2 separate regions of the Homo sapiens genome follow, and region 1 is linked to region 2. A link is a loop called in an ENCODE intact Hi-C map of the cell type or tissue named here. Cell type or tissue: ascending aorta. All regions are shown on one strand. Each heading gives the region's core, and the rest is flanking DNA. Links, peaks and the distances in the headings are about the cores only.

Evidence for each region. Peaks named below come from ENCODE experiments on the same cell type or tissue, not always from the same donor. Only the 100,000 strongest peaks of a DNase experiment are listed, where the experiment ranks them.
Region 1: a loop joins it to region 2, with 5 times the contacts of the local background. A loop is called at or near these places in 1 of 110 quality-filtered maps.

What each region holds. Positions count from the first base shown.
Region 1 is chr2:72,141,715-72,146,714 of GRCh38, reverse strand. It overlaps CYP26B1 (cytochrome P450 family 26 subfamily B member 1), which reads left to right. Exons shown (of 6, transcript NM_019885.4): 2 at 2,502-2,726. Among named protein-coding and RNA genes, the nearest start is that of CYP26B1, 3.6 kb to the left of the region's middle. RefSeq lists an enhancer at 1-177. In ascending aorta, for the core only: a CTCF peak has its summit at 2,350; DNase peaks (open chromatin) are centred at 1,154, 1,694, 2,104, 3,474 and 4 weaker places; H3K4me3 peaks cover 4,343 bases; H3K27ac peaks cover 5,000 bases; H3K27me3 peaks cover 428 bases.
Region 2 is chr2:71,824,401-71,839,884 of GRCh38, reverse strand. No RefSeq gene overlaps it. Among named protein-coding and RNA genes, the nearest start is that of CYP26B1, 320 kb to the left of the region's middle. RefSeq lists an enhancer at 8,485-9,684. In ascending aorta, for the core only: no CTCF peak of the experiment used is centred there; DNase peaks (open chromatin) are centred at 5,553 and 8,444; H3K27ac peaks cover 2,694 bases.

The DNA of each region.
Region 1 (5,000 bases), core at 1-5,000, 310 kb before region 2:
GGAGGTGTATTTGTGTGTACGCGCGTTTGTTCTGTTAGGGGAAGCAGGGATGTCCTGAAACTGACAATCCCCGCACTAGAGAGGTGAAGCGAAAGGTGAGCGCTGCGACCTGTGGGTTTACAGGTGCGAAAGCTTGGCTTGAAATTAACAGACGCGTGCAATCCGCGCGCTCGCGCACACACGCACTCACCCTGCCCCGGGACGAGTGACAGCGGAGCGGGGGCGGGGAGGGGGTTCGAAGTTCCTCTGCCCTGTGGTCTTTCCACGTCCCGGATTAGGCCCATCTCTTTTTGGGGTTGTTCGTGCAATGAGGTGGGGGTCCTTTCAACCAATGGATGTATCACCCCCCCACCCCCCGCAAAGAAATCCCCAGAGCCTTTCCCTCGCCACCACACTTAAAGTGTCAACTGCAGCGGTGCTCTAGGCTTTGGGCCGCGAATTTAGGAAATAAAATAACTTGGGCAACGGCTCCCGCCTTTTAGAGCCAGTCTGCTGAATCCACGGTCTGTCACCACCCACCCCCACTTCGTTTCCTGACCTCTCTGCCCCCCCTCAGGTCCCCATGACCTTTTCTCCGAATCCCACAAGAGCCCCTGGGGGTCAGCGTCCAACCTGCACAGAAGTTAGGGAGGAGGAAACCTAAGCCTCCCCATCCCTCCAACCCGGGGCCCTAGATCTGGAGGTGAGGAGGGAAATAGGGGGTACGTGTACAGGAGCGCCTAAGGGGTTAATGAGAGCCCTCTGAATCCCAGCGTTATTTTTTCGGAGTCATTTATCAGATTTTACGGGGGGACCTCCAAGGGCTCTCCGTTTCCACCGAGCGCCATCTAAACAGAGCCCAGGGCTAAAAATACAACATTTTTGTATAAATTGGACTCGCGGCCCGAGCGGCCGCCCCTATGAAAGTACTCTTTGTGAAGACCGTGGAAACGGCGGACAAATAACTCTTTATTAATGCCACAAAAAACGCACTTTAATTATAGTTAGGCAGATCAGAGGCGGGGGGTGGGGGCGAGGCGGCGGCGACCTCGGAAAATTCACAACCCAACTTTTGTGTTGAAAGAAAAGAAAAACAGAGGAAAAGAAGGAGAGGAAAGACGGAGAGTGAGACGGAGCGAGGGAGACGGGTATAGCAGACGGAGGGAGGGAAACCCTCGCCTCACCACCCCTTCTGTCGCACCCCACCTCCGCCTAGATTTTTCTTAAAGGGGTAGACGCCGTCTAGAAGGGCTGCACGGCAGGGGGAATTATCCCCGCCTTCCAGCCTGGGAGGGGGACAGCGTTCCCGCGGCCCAGCCCCCCTCCTGGCTGCGCGGGCGCTCCCAGCTCGTTCCCCGTCGCGCGCCGGGCCGGAGGCGCATGTGGAAAAGTGATTAGGGCTCCGGGTTCTGCAGAGTCACTTTTCGGCTGTACTGGCGTGTGTGCACATTTAGCTGGAAGTAGTTTTCTGTGGAAAAAAGGAAAGTGAGGAGGGGGACCAACCCGGGCTAGGGGGACTGAGTTGTCCCCTCGGGGGTGCAGGAGCGGGTAGATCTGGAGCCCGAGTCGGTACGCTCGTGGGCTGGCAGGCGGGGCGGCTAGACAGGTGGCGCCCCTCCCCTTTGCGCCGGGTGCTGCCCCGGCAGGAGAAGGGTTAACGTGGGGTGGGGTAACTAGTGCCGACGTCAAAGGTGAGCGGGACGCCCTTGCCCCCGCCCCTCTGAGGTCTCCACGGTTTCCGGTACCCGCGCCCGGCCGGCTCCGCCAGCCGTTTCGAGAGTCCGGCCGGCCCCGGCCCCGCCATCCTCGGCTTGCGCCGCCACCACCGGGGATCTGGTTACCTGCGCGGGTCGCCCTGCCCGGTCCCGCCCCGCCCCGCGCTCGGGTTCCAAACTCCAGGGCGGCAACCAAAGTCCGTCTCCGTTATTTCCAGGGCAAAATGCATTAGGAAAATCGCGGCTCTGGGCCCGTGACCCCGCCCTGCAGAGTCCTCCGAGGGCCGCCGGGTCCCTGCGCGGGCCACACCGGAGAGCGGAGGAAACTCCAACCCCCATCTGTAGTTGCTGCCTCCGGGCACCGACCGCTTACCGCTATAAATAATCTTTGGCCTGCGGCCACCCCGCGGGGTCTCGCCAGCCCGTGGCCCGGAGCCTGGAAATATTTATTCCGAGAGGCTCCCGAGCGCGGGGTGGGGGTGTGGGGGTGGGGGTGGGGGCGGAGACTCCCGCTTCGGGTCCAGCTGTCCGGGATACCTCTTTCCTCTCGAAAGTCATTACCAAAAAACAGCCTCCTGGGGGTGCCCCTGGGCCTCCGCCTCCTTGCATTATTTATTATCCTCTAGGCCCTACTTCGCAGTTCTTGTGCACGCTATGAAAAATAAAACCTGCGTGCTCGTCTGTGTGAGTGTGTTTGGTGGGGAGAGGGGGCAGGTGACTGTACCCCGGGTTGGGGTCCGCCGCCCCTCCCTCGCGGGCCCTCTGCAGAAGTGCACCCTGAGAGAGACCCGGGTGTGGCTCCCGCAGGGTTCTGGCTTCCAGTCGTCGCGGAGGGAGAAGTATGGCAACGTGTTCAAGACGCATTTGTTGGGGCGGCCGCTGATACGCGTGACCGGCGCGGAGAACGTGCGCAAGATCCTCATGGGCGAGCACCACCTCGTGAGCACCGAGTGGCCTCGCAGCACCCGCATGTTGCTGGGCCCCAACACGGTGTCCAATTCCATTGGCGACATCCACCGCAACAAGCGCAAGGTAAGAACTCTGCCCGTTTTCTTCCGCGCAATCCCTCCCCCACCTCGGGGCAAGGAGTTCCTGGAGCCCGGGGAATGTCCCCTACCGAATCTGTGCCCCCCTTTGCACACCATGCTTGAAGACTCCGCAGTTCCCCGCCGACAAGGCCTCGAGTCCGGATCCAGGGCCTGCTCCGGCCTCCTCTTGGTCCCTTTTCTTGCTGGCCGACTGCGTCATGGGCACCCCCAACGGTGGCTTGGAAGAGCTTGAGCGTGCGGGGTCTGGGGTGTCCAAAGCCTGTCCTTGCCTTGCTCCACAGAGCTGGAAAAAGAAGGGGGCGGGACAGTTGGCCGGCGTTCGCCTTTTCGCCACGTTTCCCAGGGAATTCCGAGGACTGGAGACCGATCATTCTAAAATCAAAGCTGTCCTTCCCACCACAGGCTGCTTGAAGGGAGTCGCGGGCAGGCGGCTGCGCGTGGAGGTTGGGGACAGCTTGTGGGCTGCGGTGGCGGGGCCTGGTCAGAGAGGTGCGGCGAGCCTGGGCAGCGGAGCGCACGGGTCTGGGCCGTGGGGGAAGGGCGGGCGGGGGGAGAGCAGGCGAGGCACGAGCGGGGATCAAAGCGCACCCACCCCCCCCCGAAAGAGGAAGGGAAAGTGGGTGTTTATCCCTTGGATTTCCCGAGCGACTGGAGGAGGCGCGGAGGAGGCGCGCACGGGACAGGCCCCCGCCCCTCCCGGCTGCGCTAGGCTCCCAGCGCTGGCGGCACGTGCTGTTTGAACTGCAGTAACCCGAAAGCGGAGCCAGCGGGCGGGCCCTAAGCCGCCGGGAGGGAGGCTGCGCGACCTCTCCCACTCCATTTTTTTCCACTGGGTCAGAGGACTCACCCAGGTTTGAAACCTAAGGAAAGGGAGAGGCAGCCCCCCGTCCCTGAGCGGTGGCAGACCGGGGAGGTGGGGAGGCGGACTCCCTCCGTCAGGGGCCGCATGTGCTGTGGTCTTGGCGAAGGTGGGGAGCGCTCTACTAGCCGACGCATCCTGTAGCACTTGACGTTCTCTGAACAGCCTGTGAAGGGTAATTCTTAACGGCAGACAAAAGAAGGAGCGGTCAAACCGAGGAGACTGGGTTGCATCCCTGCCCCCACCCCCGTTCCCTTATACAGCATGTATTTCAGGAACTGGAAAGGGGCTCCCAAAGTCCTCTCTTCCATCTGCCCCACTCCTAGCTGGAAGCAGTTACCACAGCCTGGGGGCGGCGGGAGAGGAGTTCTGGGGAGTGGCTGGAAGGGGCTGTAGGCTTCAGAATGAAGCCTCGGCTTTTCAAAGTTGCGGGCACTTATTTTTCCCTCAGCCTTTGCGACTCCACCAGAGGCCCATTCCAAAGAGCGAGGAGAGTGGAGACTCGGCTCCAAAAGAGATGGCTGCTTCCTGATCTCTGCTTTACAGAGGCTTTGGCCAGAGGGGTATTATTGTCCCCTTTTCATGGAAGGGGCCACTGAGGCGTAGAGCGGTTGAATGAGACTTGAACCAGGTCAGGAGACAAAGAAAATTTCGGGGAGAGCCTGCAACACTGGACTGCAGCGTCCGTGGGAATAGTCTCTGGGCCCCGGAGGAGAGTCCTCTTCTGTCCTGCATGCCTGGGGCTGCTGGAAGCTGGGGTGGACAGTGAGTGCTAGGAGGAAGGAGGTGTGGCCAGGACCAGAGTGTGAGACCCTGGGGTGCAGAGGGCTTTGGGGTGAGGGCGTTGTCTTGGGGTTCCACCCACCCTGGGCCTGACTTGGCCTCGGGCCTCCCGGTGTTGGCTGGGAAGGGCTTGCCTGGAAAACCCCAAGGTTTTTTGGCCTACATTGTCCATTTAGAGGGGAGGGAGAAGGAAGGGAGGGTGCAGATGACCCGCCTCAGGAATGCGGTGGGGGGAAGGGGGGATGCTGGGGTTGGGGTCGGGGCAGAAACTGAGAGCCTTGGCTGAGGCGCGATGGCTCCCTATTCAGAACAGCCGGTCTTTTAGCTCCCTGGGGGTGGGTGGGGAGTCACCAGAAGCTGGTTCATCCTGCCAGAGGCCTGAGAGCCAAATGCAGGGCCCCCTCTTTGTGTGTAGCAGTTTTATGCTTGCCACGTGGGGCATGTTGGTGGGGAGGGTCGAATGAGAAATGGGTAGTCAGCCAGATGAAAGGATCCTTCCCCCCAAATCTCCCTAACTGATGATTTCAGTTTACTGAACTCCATGAAAGTCCTGGAACTAGGTAGGTAGAATCTAGCTGGAGACTAGAACACTCAGGGCCACTGTTTCTAAATATC
Region 2 (15,484 bases), core at 5,321-10,320:
TCACTGAAAAGCCTACTAATGGATGCTTTTCAGGAAAAAAGAACTGAACCCAGAGGTTAGTAGTGGGATGTGAGAAACTATAGTGAACAAAAAAGTTGGTAAACATATAGACAAATCTAAAGAAGTATTGATTCTATAAAACAAGAATTATCATGATGATTAATTTGGGGGCATTACGCGCATGGGAATGAAATACAATACTTTAAATACAATAAATATTTTGGCATGCAAAAGTTAGAAGATGCTTGGTCCTCGTACTGTTTAGAAAGAGTATAGATATATTGAATAACTTTGGACTTTGTTAAGCAGCAATGTAGACAAGGTAAGTTCCCATAGAACATAAACAAATATGTATTTTCCAAATAAGAGTGATCAAATGGAATATTAAGCCCTCCAATAATTCAAAAGAATAGAGAAACAGAAAAAAAACTAGAGAAATTGGAGAAAATAGAAAATCCAAAATAATATAATAAAATGAACCCAAATGAATTAATAATCACAGTAAGTGTAAATTAATTAAACTTTCCAGTTTAAAGGGAAAGATTTTCATCACTTTATATTGGTTACTTGAGAATACAGCTAAGTGCTTTTAGAAGATATATTGTAAATGTAAGAACACAGGAAAGTTAAAAACAAAAGATAAAAAAGTATATCTACTTGGCAAATATTTACCAAAAGAAAACTGGTATAGCTATATTTTTTCTACTTTGACCTGGGTGTACAACCTTTATTAGTGTCAAGTTTTTTTTCTTAACAATCACCTCATGCGTGTGGTTCAAATCAGTCATAGATAATTTGAGGCCATATTTCTTTATCATATGAACTATTACTGAGCCATGTTTTCACCATGCTGTGCTTACAAATTTGACTTTCTAATTTTTATTGAGATATATTTTACATACAGTTAATTGCACACTACAGCCTGATAAGTTTTGACCCATACATACACACTGGTGAAAACCACACCTCAGTCATGGTAGAGAATATTCCCATCACTTTTATGCCACCTTCTGGGGGGTCCTCCCCTCCTCCACCCCCAAAGCAAGCCACTGTTCTGCTTTCTATCATGTTAGTATTATCTGTTCTGGAACTTTCTATAAATGGAATTATATAGTATGTACTCTTTACACCTGACTTCTTTGATTTAAAGTGATGTGTTTGAGAGTCATCCACGCTGCTGCAGTCGTGGTTCATTCCTTTGTATTGCTGAGTAGTATTCCACTGTATGATTAGACCACAATTTTAAAAATCTATCTGTTGATAAACATTTGGTTGCTTTTACTTTGGGGTAATTATGAATAAGCTTCTGCAAATTATGACCAATCATGAACCATCTTTTTGCGGATCTGTGTTTTTATTTCTCTTGGGTAAATACCTGGAAGTGGTATTGCTGGTTATACATTAGGTATGTGTTTAACTTTATACAAAACTGCCAAACCGTTCTTCAAAATAGTCATCTCTCAGTATCCATGGGAGATTTGTTCCAGGATCCCCCTACCAAAATCCATGAATACTCAAGTTCCTTACATAAAATGGTGTAGTATTTGTATATAACCCATGCACATCCTTCCATGTATTTTAAATCATCTGTAGATAACGTAGAATGCCTAATCCAATGTAAATGCCACGCAAACAATTGTTATATGATATTGGTTGTTTATTTGTATTATTTTTATTGTTGTATTATTATCTGTTACTGGGTATTTTAATAATTTTTTTTATCTGTGGTTGGTTAAGTCCATGGATGTGGAACCCACAGAGGGCTGACTGTATTGATATCAGTATAAGTAGAATTGTTATTATTGTATTGTTTATCTTTTCATTATTGATTTGTATCTTTATTCTGGATATGAATCAGATAGATAGAGTTCTTCTAGTTTGTATCTTGCTTTTTAATTTTTCTAATAATATTTTTTGATAAGCAAATATTTTTTATTTTGATGAGCAAAAGTTATGTTTATAATTTTTTTAATTTTATGGTTAGTACTTTTTTTTGTCCAACCTAGGAAATCTTTTCCCCGAAGTCATAAAAATATTATCTCATGATTTCTTCTTGAAGCTTTATAGTTTTAGCTTTTACATTCTGATCTAATCCAGGTCTAATAAATTTTTGTGTTAGGAGTCAGCATTGAATTTTGTTTTCCATATGGCTATCCAGTTGTTCCAGCACTATTTGTTGAAAAGACTTTCCTTTTCCCATTGAATTGCATTGGTACCCTTGTGGAAGCTGCAATGCAACAAACAAAAAGTTATATTTTCCAGCTTCCCTTTGCAGCCAGATATGTCCAAGTAATTAAATAAGCTCTAGCCAGTAAGATATAAGTAGAAGTATTGTAGGAAACTTCCAGGAAAACCCTTTTAAGGGGCAGAGACGTTTCTTTATCTTTGCTTCCTGTTCTGTCCTGATACTTGAAAAGGGTGAAATGATTGGAGCTTCAGCATTGATCTTGGAATATGAGGTGTCCCTGAGAATGGAAGCCAGGGTAGTGAAGCAGAAAGATCCAAATAGTGTGGATTTCTTATGACTTCATGCACTGCTCTACTAACTGTGGGCTGCCTACCTTAGGCTTCTCTCATGGGCAAAGAGAAATAGTTTTTTCTTTAAGGCACTGAAGTTGCATCTCCAGTAGGCACTGCCAAATCAAACCTTAGCTAGAGTAATTGTTTAATAATATTTCTTCACCAATATACTATAAGACCCAATGAGGAAGAGACTGTTTCTAGTTTGTCCCCTCCTATATTCTGTAATTTGGTGCAGTGCTTATATAAATTGGATTTATGAAAAGAAAATAAAGAAGGGAAGGAAGGTAGGAGAAAAAGAAGGAAGAAATCAGGGGGAAATGTAGTCTATCTGTGGACTCTTAACTGTACGAATGATCATAATCCAAGAGTGTTTGTTAATGAACCAGTGTCAACCTGAAGACTATACTGGTTCCTGCCTTCCTCAACATTTTCATCAGTAGTTTGCATGAGAATAATGGCTGGACGCAAATCAATTTGACAGATGCTGTAACTGTTAACAGAAATAATTAGTACATTAGACTCTACAATCAGGAGCCAAAATATCTTAACTGGTTGGTAGGCAGAATAATGGCCCTCTCAAAATTGTCCATGTCCTAATCCCTGGAATCTAAGGATATGTTACCCTTCATGGTAAAAGGGACTTTGCAAGTATGATTATGTCAAGCATCTTGAGAAGGGAAAATGATCCTGGATTATCTGGGTGGGCCCAATGTAATCACAAGAATCCTTTGATACTGCTGTGGCTGGTCAATGGAAAAAAAAAAAAGAAAAAGAAAGAAAGAATCTTTTGAATAGTTACAGAAGGAGATGTGAGGGTAGAAGCAGAGTAGGAGAGAGGTTTGAAGATATTGTGCTACTGACTTTAAAGATGGAGGAAAGGGTCTTGAGCCAATGGATGCTAGCAACCTCTAGAAACTAAAGAAGACAAGGAAATTGGTTGTCTCTTAGAGCCTCCAGAGGAACGCAGCCCTGCCTAGGCCTAGATTTTAGCCCAGTGAAATCCATTTTTGACTTCTGATATGCAGGGCTACAAGATAATACATTTGTGTTGTGTGTTGTAATTTTTTTACAGCGGCTATAGGAAACTAATACTCTGGTTGAGATGATAAGGTGCATCTAGCAAAACTAAGTATTTTAAAATGTAGGTTTAGTACAAAATCCTATATTAAGGTCCAGGAAAATAACCAAATACAAATTGCCAGGACATAGAAGACTATTTCAGTTTGTAAAGGGCCTAAGAATTTTGATTGACTATAAGCTCAGTGGAAAACAGACAGACACAAAAATACTTGCAGTCTTGGAATGAAAAAATGCACCATGTCATCATTTAGGAAGGGCCCCATGGGTACCACGCCATCTCTGATACATGGCGCTAAGTTGTGGCTTCAATCCTTTAAACAGGATATTGACAAATAGAAGGGGCAGCGAGATGGGGAGGAATCTGAAATCCATGTTTCAAACAGAAGAAATGGGGCATGAAAATTTCATCAAAAGAAGAAAAGGTCTAAGAATACTTGCCATTTTATTAAAAATATATAACTTATGCTTTGTGCTCCCTAGGGTAGAACTCAAACCCAGAAGTACCGAGAGGTCTATTTTAGTTCCACATGAAGAAGAAATCTTTAACTGCTGAGGTGGCCCTGAGATGGGATTATTTCTTTGGGGGCAGGAATTCTGGGGTCCCTTCCCCTAAATGTATCTGAACATAACTTGGAGGTGTATTTTAAGGTCCCTCTGGCCCTCAGAGAATGTGTCCCTTGAATGGGAATGGGAAGTGTGTTAGGAATGGGGTTGTGGAAAGGAGGGGAATTACTTTACTTTCTCATCCAACCATCTCACCTCCACTCAAGCCACAATTACAAGAAGAAACCTGGACAGTTAGAATTCTGGCTTCATCTTGGAAAGCCCCAAATTTTGCTGATACAGGAAGAGGGGCTTGAGTTCTTGTCAGGCAATTCACGCCCACTCTCACCTCAAGTCTCTCCACCCCATCACCAAAGGAAAAATACAAACCAAAATAAAAACATGTTATTACATCAGTAGGGCTTCTCACAATCAGTCAAGTCTTAAAATTGAGGAAATATTGTATTTTCTGTTTTGTGCCAGTTCTCAAAAAAAAAAAAAATAGAGTGCCAAAATTAGCTGTGGTGTTCTATTCCTCACAGAGCCTCACTCCTGCTGATCATGGAGAATAAGGAATCCCCCTCCCCAACTCCTCCCTTCCTGGGGCACTCTGCACCCAATCCCCCAGGAACCCCAGCTTTGTGGGGGAAGCATGGGGGAACTCCTTTCCCAAAGCGAGACATGGCTCTTGACTTTAGGGAGGGCTCAGGACTCTGTCTCTTGCTGGGTCCCAGCCTTAACATCTGCATGGGGAGAGGTCAGATGAGGGACACAGATTAATGAGAGAGTAGACAGCCTATGCACAGTAGACAGCGCAAGAGAGTAAACAGCTCAAGAACCTCTTTCAGGTTCCAGGGAACAGGGGACCCTTGGGTACAAAGGATCTCAGGTTGGGGGGTGCTAAGAATGCATCCTTCCTGGAACAAACTTGAAGCCACAGATTAGTAGTTTCAGTCCTGCACATGGCACCCCCAACTATTGCCAACTTTAAGGGAATTTCCATCTCTCCTTTGCCCCTCAGTTCACCCTCCGCCCCTGCCCAATCCCCAGGATGGTGGGAAGGGAACTGTGGAAATTCCCTTTTTAGGAACATGGGGTAACAGAGAGCAGGATAAAGGGATACTGAGAACAGAAAAAGATCCTTCGACCCCCACCCACCCACTTTCATCCTCAGCCAGGGCACTCTCCGAAAGGAAGAGGGACTCACCAGACTCATCTGCAGGTGCTGAATTTTCCCAAGGCCTCTAGCCCACCCTCCTCCAGTCTCCCAGCCAGCCCATCCCACTGGGGAGTCAGCAGGCCCAGCCAACAGCTGGATTGTGCAATCAGAAGCCCAGATGTGGCTGGGACTCTGGCTTGCGGCAGCTGCCTCTGTCATCACCCAGGGCCTATGGCCTTCATTTCACCCTTGAGCTGTACTCTAGCAACATTCCTGTCCCCATCCCAGACAGGTCCCACCCAGCCACCATCCTCCTCCAGCAGCTCCAGGAAACACTTGGCGGCTGAGAATCAACAGCCTAGCTCGGCCACAATATGTCATGCGACCAGTGTGGGAGGCCTTACCCTACCTAGGCCTTAATAGGTATGAGCTAAAGCTTGAGCCCAAGTTCTCCAGTGAATTTTCTCCTCATTCCTGAGGTCTTTGAGTTTAGTGATGCATTTATTGCTCCCCACAGGAACTGGAAAAGATATAAAATTGCTTTTATTGCCCTTGGGTATTCTAAACAGGGCAAGGTCACATCCCGTTGTGCAGCTACCATGACCACTGTTTTCATAAAACCTTAGGTGTGGTCAATGTCATGCAATGCCATTGATTGTTTGGCCTCAGAGTTGGCAGCTGGTCAGACTTACAGTAGGCCTACTCACTCCTCCAGATAGGAGAGCCTGGCTCAGCAGATGCACTGTAATTATTTGCTAAACAGAAAAATAAAATGAAGATTCACAGAGATGGAGAGAATTGTCCAATGCCACACAGCAAATCAGCAGCAGAGATGGGATCAAAGCCCAGGTGTTAAGCCTTGCAATCAGATTCTTTTTCTCCATACCATACTCTCTGACTTCATAATGATAATGGTGGTAATAATGGTGATAGTACTGGTGGCTGATGATAATGGTAGTGGTCATGATGGTGATGGTGGTGGTGATGATGATGATGATGATGGAAATAGTGATGATAATATTGGTGGTGATGGTGGTGGAAATGGCAATGGTAATGGCGATGATGGTGGTAATGGTGGTGGTGATGATGGTGATGATCCTGCTGGTGGTGGTAGTGTTGATGGCAATAATAGTGGTCATGGTAGTGGTGATGATGTGGTTAGGTGATAGTGGTGATTATGGGAGGAATGGCGATGATACGGTGATGATGATGGTAATGATGATGGTTAAGGTGGTTATAGTATGATGATGGTGGAGATGGCGGTAATGATGGTGACACAGCCTTGATGTGATAATGAAGATAAATTGCCTTCTCTCAGGGAATTCTCTTTAGGAATACATATTTTTGGATTTAATTCTTCAACCTTGGAATGATTTGGAGTTTGCGTCCTCATTCAAATCTTCATTCAGCAGCAGAAACCAAGTGTTGTGTGGCTGCCATGAGAATGCCCTGTTGGAACTCCTGCTGTGATGAGCAGATGGACAGGTGGCTCCTGCTGCTGTCCTTATAGATCTGCCATATCACTTGTGCCAAGGCCCTGCTTCCCAAGGGCTACTCTGGCCAGTGACCAACCACAGCGAGGTGACTGGCTCAGGCACTCCCCGTCCGACTCCACATCATGGATGAAATTTTCTTAGAACTGCACTGCAGTCTCAGACTCTTCCTCCCCAGCCCTTCTTTCTTCCTTCTCTCCTCCATAGGAGTCCAACATGCAGTGCCATCTGAAGGCTGTGCTCCCCTTCTCTAGCTCCTTCTCTTTTATTCCTCACAGCCATTTCCCCCAACAAATCTCTTCCATGTCTGCTCATGTCTTGTTCTATGTTTTTCAGCAGAATCATATTAATAAGCCTGGGTCACCAAACTGAGTAATACCACTCTGGCAAAAATAAAAATAATGGCTAAAATATTTTAGCAATGAGAAGAATTTTCTTCTGTGACTTAGAAGCTGTATCTGAGGACAGTTCCAGGCAGGAATGTTTGTAAACTTTGAGAAGGAAATTTGAGTTTGCCTTTGGCTAATTAAATCCTTGCTAGGGATCTGACATACAGTGGAGAGAAGGGAGGAAGGTGGGGGATCCACAGGACAGAGATCCCCTAAGGGGAATAAGCTAGATATGTTTCAGGGATGGTGAGCGACTCAGAATGACAGGAGTGGAAGAGAGGAGGAGGGGAAGAGAAGCTAAAGCTGGGCAGAAGCGGGGAACCAGGTAAAGACCTTGCAGCCAGAGCAAAGACTTGAGATTTGATGAGACAAGAAAAGAGGTAACAGAAGACTTGTGAAGGGGTGGCAGTGGCATTGCAGAGGGGCAGGGTAAGAAGGGGTTTCAGGGAAGGTACCACTTGGGGGCTGTGGGGGTCATCCTGCCAAGCAACAAGGAGAGCTGGGATTGAAATGGTAGATGTGGCAGAAATGGAAAAGTGGTGCTGAGAAAGGATGGACCCATTTTGCTGCCTAACTGGATGTGGGAGGTAAAGAAGAGGAGCCATGTCCCAGGGGCTCAGCCTGGGAGGAGACTGGAGGCATCCCTGACATAAACAAGATGGCCGAAAGGAGTTACATTCTGGAGGGAAGACTGTGAATTGTTTTGGGTCATGATTCTCCAGTAGTCATGTCCACTGAGGACTTGAAAACATGAACCTAGAGCACAGAAAAGAAGCTTTAGACTGGGTTGTAGCGAGGGAGCAAATGAACTCTCCTCTAGGAGCCGTTGTGTGCACTATAGATTCCTAAATGGAGAAAGCAGAGTCTTAGAAAATAACCTGCCCCTGCTTTGCTGGCAGAGAGGTAGGAAATGGCGATGGAGAGGCAGGGAGCTGGAAGGTAACAAGACAGACAGGAAGGGCAGAATTCCCGGGAAACAAGGTTGAGGCAGACATTTGCAATCCTGAGGGCTGGATCCCACAACCCGCGTCCTTCCACAGCCTTCCAGCCTGAGGGGTGCCCATATTGGCCCTGAAGGAAATGGGGACAGGCATCTGGGGCTTCCCATGGACCTCAAAGAAACTCTCCTCTAGGGTCATGCCAGAACAGAAGGGTGACATTCTGGCAGAGCTCGGGACTGTGGAGCCTCCCATGGGGCAGCCTCCTACAGCCTGCTCCCGTGGTGCAGTGGACACGTCGCTCTCCTGGGGTCAGCGCTGGGGCGGCAGCAGCCTCTGTGTGAGGTAGTGGTGCTGGCATCTGCTTCCCTGGAACAGGCACTAGGAAAACAGATGACCTCAGGCTGAAAGCTCTTAGAATCATTGCTCAGAAGAGGGCAGAAAAGACAGGCTAAAAATACACGCAGACCCAGATTCCCTACCTCTCCAGAAAAATTCCAAGAGAGTGTCCTACAAATGCATCTGATGCAGGCCCCTGAAATCTGCTGTTTCCTCACCAGCCTATCCATCACTCTCTCCTCGGGGCTTACACACCTGCCTTCTACCCAGGCCTGGCTCCTCTCCATCTCCAGAGCAGGCTGGGCTCCTTCCTACCTCCCAAACTTTGTCTGCATTCTCCCCTCCCCGAAGCACTCTCTCTTCTCCTCGTGGTTTATCCTCAGCTTGTTCAGGACTCATATTCATCTCACAGATCACCTCTGACCTCTTCTGGGGAGGCTCCCAGGCTTCTAAGCTCCTTTTGACTAAGAACCTGAATCACACAATGTGCCACTGGATGGTCTATCTTTCCCTCAATTTCTGAAGGTTAGATTGATCTTCTTATAAAAGAATCTTCTTAATGGCAGTCGGGGGAGGAGCGTGAGGAATCTCTGCCTGGGCTTTGCCCTGTGCCTCCTCCCTTTGGTTGAACCTCTGGGGGCCCTGGTGAGATCTCACATCAGAAGCTGGATTTCGATTGCTGCCGTTGTAACTGACTGGGATTTTTATTCTTTAGTGGCAGGAATGAGGACACGTGGAGTCAAGGGTGTGTCTCATGGCTGACCATTCCTATACAACTGTACCTTTGCTCTTCCCCCAGGGCCCTCTCCTTCTCACTGCCTCAGTCCAGCTGTCTCACTCTGAATGTGGGAGCCTCTGAACTACAAAAGCCCTGGGCGTAAGCAAACAATCTGACCCCTAGCAGGTCTCTAAAAGTTGCAGGTCGATAGAAGGAAGGAAGGGAGAGATGGAGGGAGGGTGAGAGAAGAAAATTAGTTTTTAAATCTAAAACTTCGGGCAGAAAAATGGAAATGAGGAATAAATATGTAGACTTTCTATAGCACAATTTAGTGTGTAATTATAACATACAAACAGTACAGTGGCTCACAAAGACATCAGTCTATCTCAGTTTTAACAAAGTAACTACAGATTATGGTCAGAATAGTAAACATTAAATCTTTCAATATTCTGGAGAAGAGCCAGGATGCTTACCTCTACAGCTCAGCTTGACTCACAAAGGGAGGGAAGTCCTCCTAGCTTCTCTCCAACCTTGGGCATGGCAGGGGGAATGATCATGAACCTCCTCCTCATCTTCCTCCTATCTGGTCCTTGAGAAACGCGTTGCTCTAGTCAGAGCAGAATGCTCCCTTGACCAGGCTTTCTGAGAGTGGGCTCACTCAGATACCACCTTCCTTTCCCTCTCACTTCCTGGGACTCAGCCTTCCCAGGCAGGCACGACCACCTTCCTGCCCACTCTCGCTTACTGTGCTGTGTCACACCTCCCAGACACAAAAGCAGCCATGTCTTTCTCTGTTTGCCTGTGGGTAGGTGGATGGGACATTTCCAGCCTATAGCTAGGTGGAGACGTGGATGTTAGGGACTTGGGGACAGGAAACATCCCTTGGGCTTCCAGGAAAGGGTCTCTGGGGCCAGCCCAGCTTATCAGAGAAGTCCTGCTTCAGGGAGATACTGGGCACTCATCAGAGATTGAGCTACTACTGTGTTTCCCTTTTGGATTTTATCCTTATGCTGTGATTCCCTTGGCAGGAAACCTGGAAGGAAGGGAGGTGAGCAGCCAGATTCAGGCCCCAAACCTCCCTGGAGTCCCAACAAGAAGCCAGGGCAGCAGTAATTCAGTGAAGATGCTGAATATGCCGTTCTCAAGGTCACACTCCCCCCATATCCTGTACATTCTGTGAAATTCTGCCCACAAGGCAGTGGATTAAGGTGGAAAGGAAAGGCTAAGAGATAGGAGACCTACAATTCCATCTCTGCTCCTAAAGAAATCCTTCCTCCTCTGCGGCCTCAGTTTCCTCAATGTAGAATGAGACTCCTCACTTGAAGCAACTTTATGGCCAGAATTTAGTTTGATACTTACAACCTTGTGTGCAGGAGAGAAGCCGACATGATCCCAGGCGTTGGGATTTAAGGGTGGAGTGGTGGAGTTAGGAGAGGAAACTCACATGTGTGAACCAACTGGCGAAAAATGCAAGAGAGAGTTTGATTGAATGCCTGAGTTAGTGGATCAGACCAGCAGTGCCTGGCTTGTGGGCTGGAGCTCTTGCAAGAGATCTGTACATCCATATGCCCTACAAGCATCGACCGAAGGCTGAATAAATAATACAACTTGCACGTATATGTGGGACTATTTTTCAAATCATCAATGCTGCTGTCACAAATAAAATGCAGATTCATTTGAAAGTGGTCCTGAATGCAGACTCCCTTTGGGTTGCTATGCATTTTCTCAAGCAGCAGACCTTATAAAGACAATTGTTGTTTACAGGGACATAAAACAATATCTGGCCTTTTATTTAAAATACTCGAGGGAAAAAAGGCAGGGGTGGATGAAACTGGAAGGAGAGAATGTTAATAATTATTGAAGCTGGATGATGAGTATTTGGGGGATTATTATACTCTTGTCTCAACTTTTGTATGTTTGACATTTTCCATAATAAAATGTTTCTTTAAAAGTATAAATGCTCTTTCTTATGTGGTCATTCATGAAATCTTTTGACATTAAAAAAGGGATTATTTGTGGAAAGCTGCTCACAACACACTGTTGAGTGAAAAAACACAGTTATAAAGCCATATGTAAGTATGAGTCTAATTCGCTTTCTTTAAAACAGCAAGGGTGTGTGCGTGTGTGTGTGCAGGAAAAAACCTTCATTTTAGACCTTCACTAAGATGTGAATGGTGGTTAACCCTAAGTAGAGGAAATGGGGCAGGTTATATTTTCTTTATTTTGTTTATCTGTATTTCCAATGAACATACTTTCCTTTTGTGATCAGCCTGAAATATTTGTTAAGATTTATGGTAGGTATTCTTAATTCAATAAGGCTGGGAGTTGCTCCTTCAGGGAGATGGGCGTGGGTGCCAGACCTTGGGAAGCTGTCATGGTGGACAGCCTCACCCCGGATCTCAAGAATGGGTAGGATTTAGAAATCCCCAGGCGGGTGAGAAGGCGTGCTGGGCAACACATAAACCAGGACATCTTGTCTTGAGAGAGTGACTTTCCCAGGGCAGGGGTGAGCCCAAGGGCCAGGGGCTGCAGAGGGTGTAGAGCAGGGATGGAGGGGCTGGGTGGGGCAAGGTCTTGAAGGGCCAAAGGGTTCTGGGAAAAGAGGAGCCTGAATTTCTGGCTAAAAATTGCCCTGGGTATGTGTGTGAGTGTGCACGCGCATATTAGCTGTGGCATTCAGAGCAAGGAATAATTGGAAAAACATGGCCAATGCTGAGCCACACGCATTTGGGGACATGTGGCTCCAGTTCTAGGATTGTTTGTCATTCCTTATTTCAGGGAAGCAGGAAGACAAAAGATGAAGCATTGAACTAAACGAAGATTCAGATGACACCAAGGAGTCAACTTGAGACCAAGACCATCAGCTATCAAAAGACATCTTTTGGGGCCTCCACCCATCCCATGACCAATCACACTGTGAGGTTGTCCATATGTCCTGCCAGCTGCCGCCAGGACCAGTGCCTTAGCAACAGGAGCTTTTGCACGCTGGGAGAGGGAACTCTGGCACCTTCCCAAGGGTTTGCCGGAAGGGAGCTGGAGGGGCAGCAGGATGGAGAGGAAGAGGGCGCATTACAGGCAAACTGGAGACAATCCGGGAAACTCCCAGAAACCCCAGCAAAGACTGCAGAGAGAGCCTGGGGATCCACAGAGGCCTACATGACCTCAAGGCCCAGAGTCACTGGCTTCCAGAAGGCAGGGAAGTTGATGACATGCATCTCTGTACCTCTGTGTCCTTACCGGTAACTAAAGCAGAGGCCTGGGGGCCTGGTGGGGAAAGTGGCCCAGATCAGACCTCTAGGGGATCCAGAGAAGGCAGAAGACCTTAGAGGATTCAGAGCCTAGGCTGGGAAAGTAGTCTCTTGCTGGGAAGACCTGCAAAGGGATGGCCATTTGCAACCCTCTTGAGCAAGATGGTGGAAGGTGGACTTGTAAACTGCTAGCATGGGGCTTCCCTGAGTTCTCTTCACTCATTGCTACCTAGAAGACCTTGACTTCACCTAGGGTGCAGAGTCTTGAGGTTTTAAGACTGAATGCGACCTTACCCAACCTTGCTCTGCCCTTTGCCAGAACACTACATGTGGTACTTGACTCTGGAAAGACAACAAACGTGAGATTCCCTTCCCAGTCCTGCATCCCTAACTCCTTTCGCCTGGCTTATCTCCTCCTAGGAGGCCTGGGCGGCAGCCTTCCCCAGGAATGTAAGAGCTTCCTCTTTGCTCTTCCAGCCAAGTCCCTTTCCCCCTTCACTTAGCTAAAATAAGATTGGACTTTCTCAAAATGTTTACTAGGAAACTAAGAAATAAACAAAACAAAACCAAAGGCAAGTGATGGAGGTTGATGAACTATTACAGGATTGTAGAATCTAACAGCAATCTTCGGTCAAAGAACCCAACTCAAATCTCTCGGGATTTTTTTTAGAAGTGCTTCTTATTTCTTCTTTCTTATTTTATTATACTAGTCCTCATTCTCATTATGTTTTGCTAATCCTTTTGAGCACATGCTATGTGCCAAGCATTTTGCAACATGATCATTTATCGTTTTATCAGGCAAGGCATTGTGTACATATATCATTGTATCATGCTCAGACGGGTTAAATAATTCATCCACAGCTGTTCCCCTGGAAAGTGGCAGGGCTAGATGTTGAAACCAGGCTCTCTGACCTTAAAACTTATGTATTGATCACCCTCCACCCTGCCTCTCTTTGACTGTGTGTCCACACCCCTCCTTGTAACTCAAGGCATCTAATGTGAAGTGCCCTGCCAGGGACACATGTGAACCTTTGGACCCATTCCTGCTCCAGGTGAAATTCATGCAGAAGCTCCTGACACTGGTTATGAATAGTTTGCAACTTCAAGAAAACAAATAAATGCGATTGTCTTACATTTCCTTTACCTTTTCTTCTTATGGACTTCAGGTGCAGAGTTACAGTGTCTGCTCCATGATTCATCATCATTAGTTCACATGTGGATTTCCTTTATTTCTTATATATGTATTTGTTTATTTTTAAGAAAATAAACACCCACAGACCACCACCCATCTCAAGAAACAGAACATTACAGACAATTTACAACTACCTATTTTCCTCCCCAATCCTGTTGCCTGGCCCCATCTCCTTATCATTCTCTTGCTTTTTTAAAAAAAAACTCATTTAAACTTATATATGTATATATGTATTTTAAAACATAATTCTTTAGTTTTATTTGTTTTCAAACTTGTGGGATTAGAGCTGAGGGCCAGAACCTTCTGAAGTTTCTTTTTTTCATTCTAAATAATGTTTCATCCAAAATGTATGGATTCATCCATGTAAGTAGTACATGGATGTATACTTTTTTTCTTTTCCTTGTTCTTATAACTACAAATAGACATATAAGTTTAACAAGATTTTTCACCACCTTTGAATCTAAAATATCTTGCAGTAGCTCTAGAATTTAGCTCTTTTCTTAAAAGATACTTCAAAAAGTATCTTCAGTGTGCGTCTTTTGCAGCTGGTCATCTGAGCCCATGTATAACTGGGAATATTTTTATTATGTCATTCAAATGACAATTTGGGTATATACAAAAGTCTTAATTCAAAGGTTTTCCTTCAATATTTAAAAAATATTAATCCATTGTCTTTTTTACTCTGCTGCTGCTATTCAGAAGTCTGATGTCAATACAGCTCTTGCACCTTTGTAGTTGTTCAGTCCTTTCTCTAAAGAAGCTTTTAAAATGTTCTCTTCTTTCATATTCTTATATTTTACTGTAGTGTATTCAGGAGTGAGATTTTCCTTCTTTCTCCTGTTTGCACTTTATTGCACTTTATTGATCCATTTAATCTCATATTATTTATTTTTTAATTCTGGCAAACATTTCTCTATTATTTTATCAAATACTTTCTATATATTTTTATCTTCTTAATTCTTATGCTTTTATCTTCTTCTGGGACTCTTATTATCTGGATGTTAACACTTGCATACTCTATCTTCTTTAACTTTTTTTGTGTATGTTCTATTCCTTTATCCTTTCCTATCACCTTCTGGAAAGCTTCCTCAATCTGATCTTCCAATTCATTAATTTGTTCTCCGGCTGTATTCATACTATTATTTATTTGTGTATCATGTTCTTTATTTCAACTATTATATTTCTCTTATGTAATAATTCTACCGGGTACTTTTAAAATTTTTAAAATTGTCATTTCATAGTATTACATATATGGTGCTCCATTTCTGTAAATGTGTTTAGCTTATTTTAAATTTTCAATCCAGTTTTCTAATATTCCTACTTCAGAAGTAATGCGGTTTTACTCTTGAGGTGGTGGCATTCCCTCAGGGTTATTTGGGCACGTATTCTCCAAGGGTCTCAGTTACTGTCTTAAAATACATAGTAGAGAAGGGAAGGCCACACTGTAGTCATGGGGCCAAGACATTGAGACACTTGTTTACCATCATACTTCAAAGCAACTCCTCAGGCCAAAGGTTGGTGGAAAGAACAATCTCTCTGGATAGAAACCACTAGCCTAGGGTGAGAGAGGAAGAAGATAGAATATGCAGCTGAGCTTGTCCCAACCTGTCTTCCCCAACTACCTCCTCCAGAGGAGTAGGTGCATTGCCCAGACAATACCCCTACAGATACCTGCTCAAACTGCACGGCCACTGTCTCCAAAATCTGCCGTAAGAGGTACACAATGCTTGCCCTAATGTAATGTAGGGAAAAGGCAAGATCAGATCTTAAACCACTTTTCTCTCATTTAACCTCTCATTGTCACTATCAATCACCTTTCATTCAGGTTTTTACCAAAATACCAGTTCAAAGTACCTTTCAGT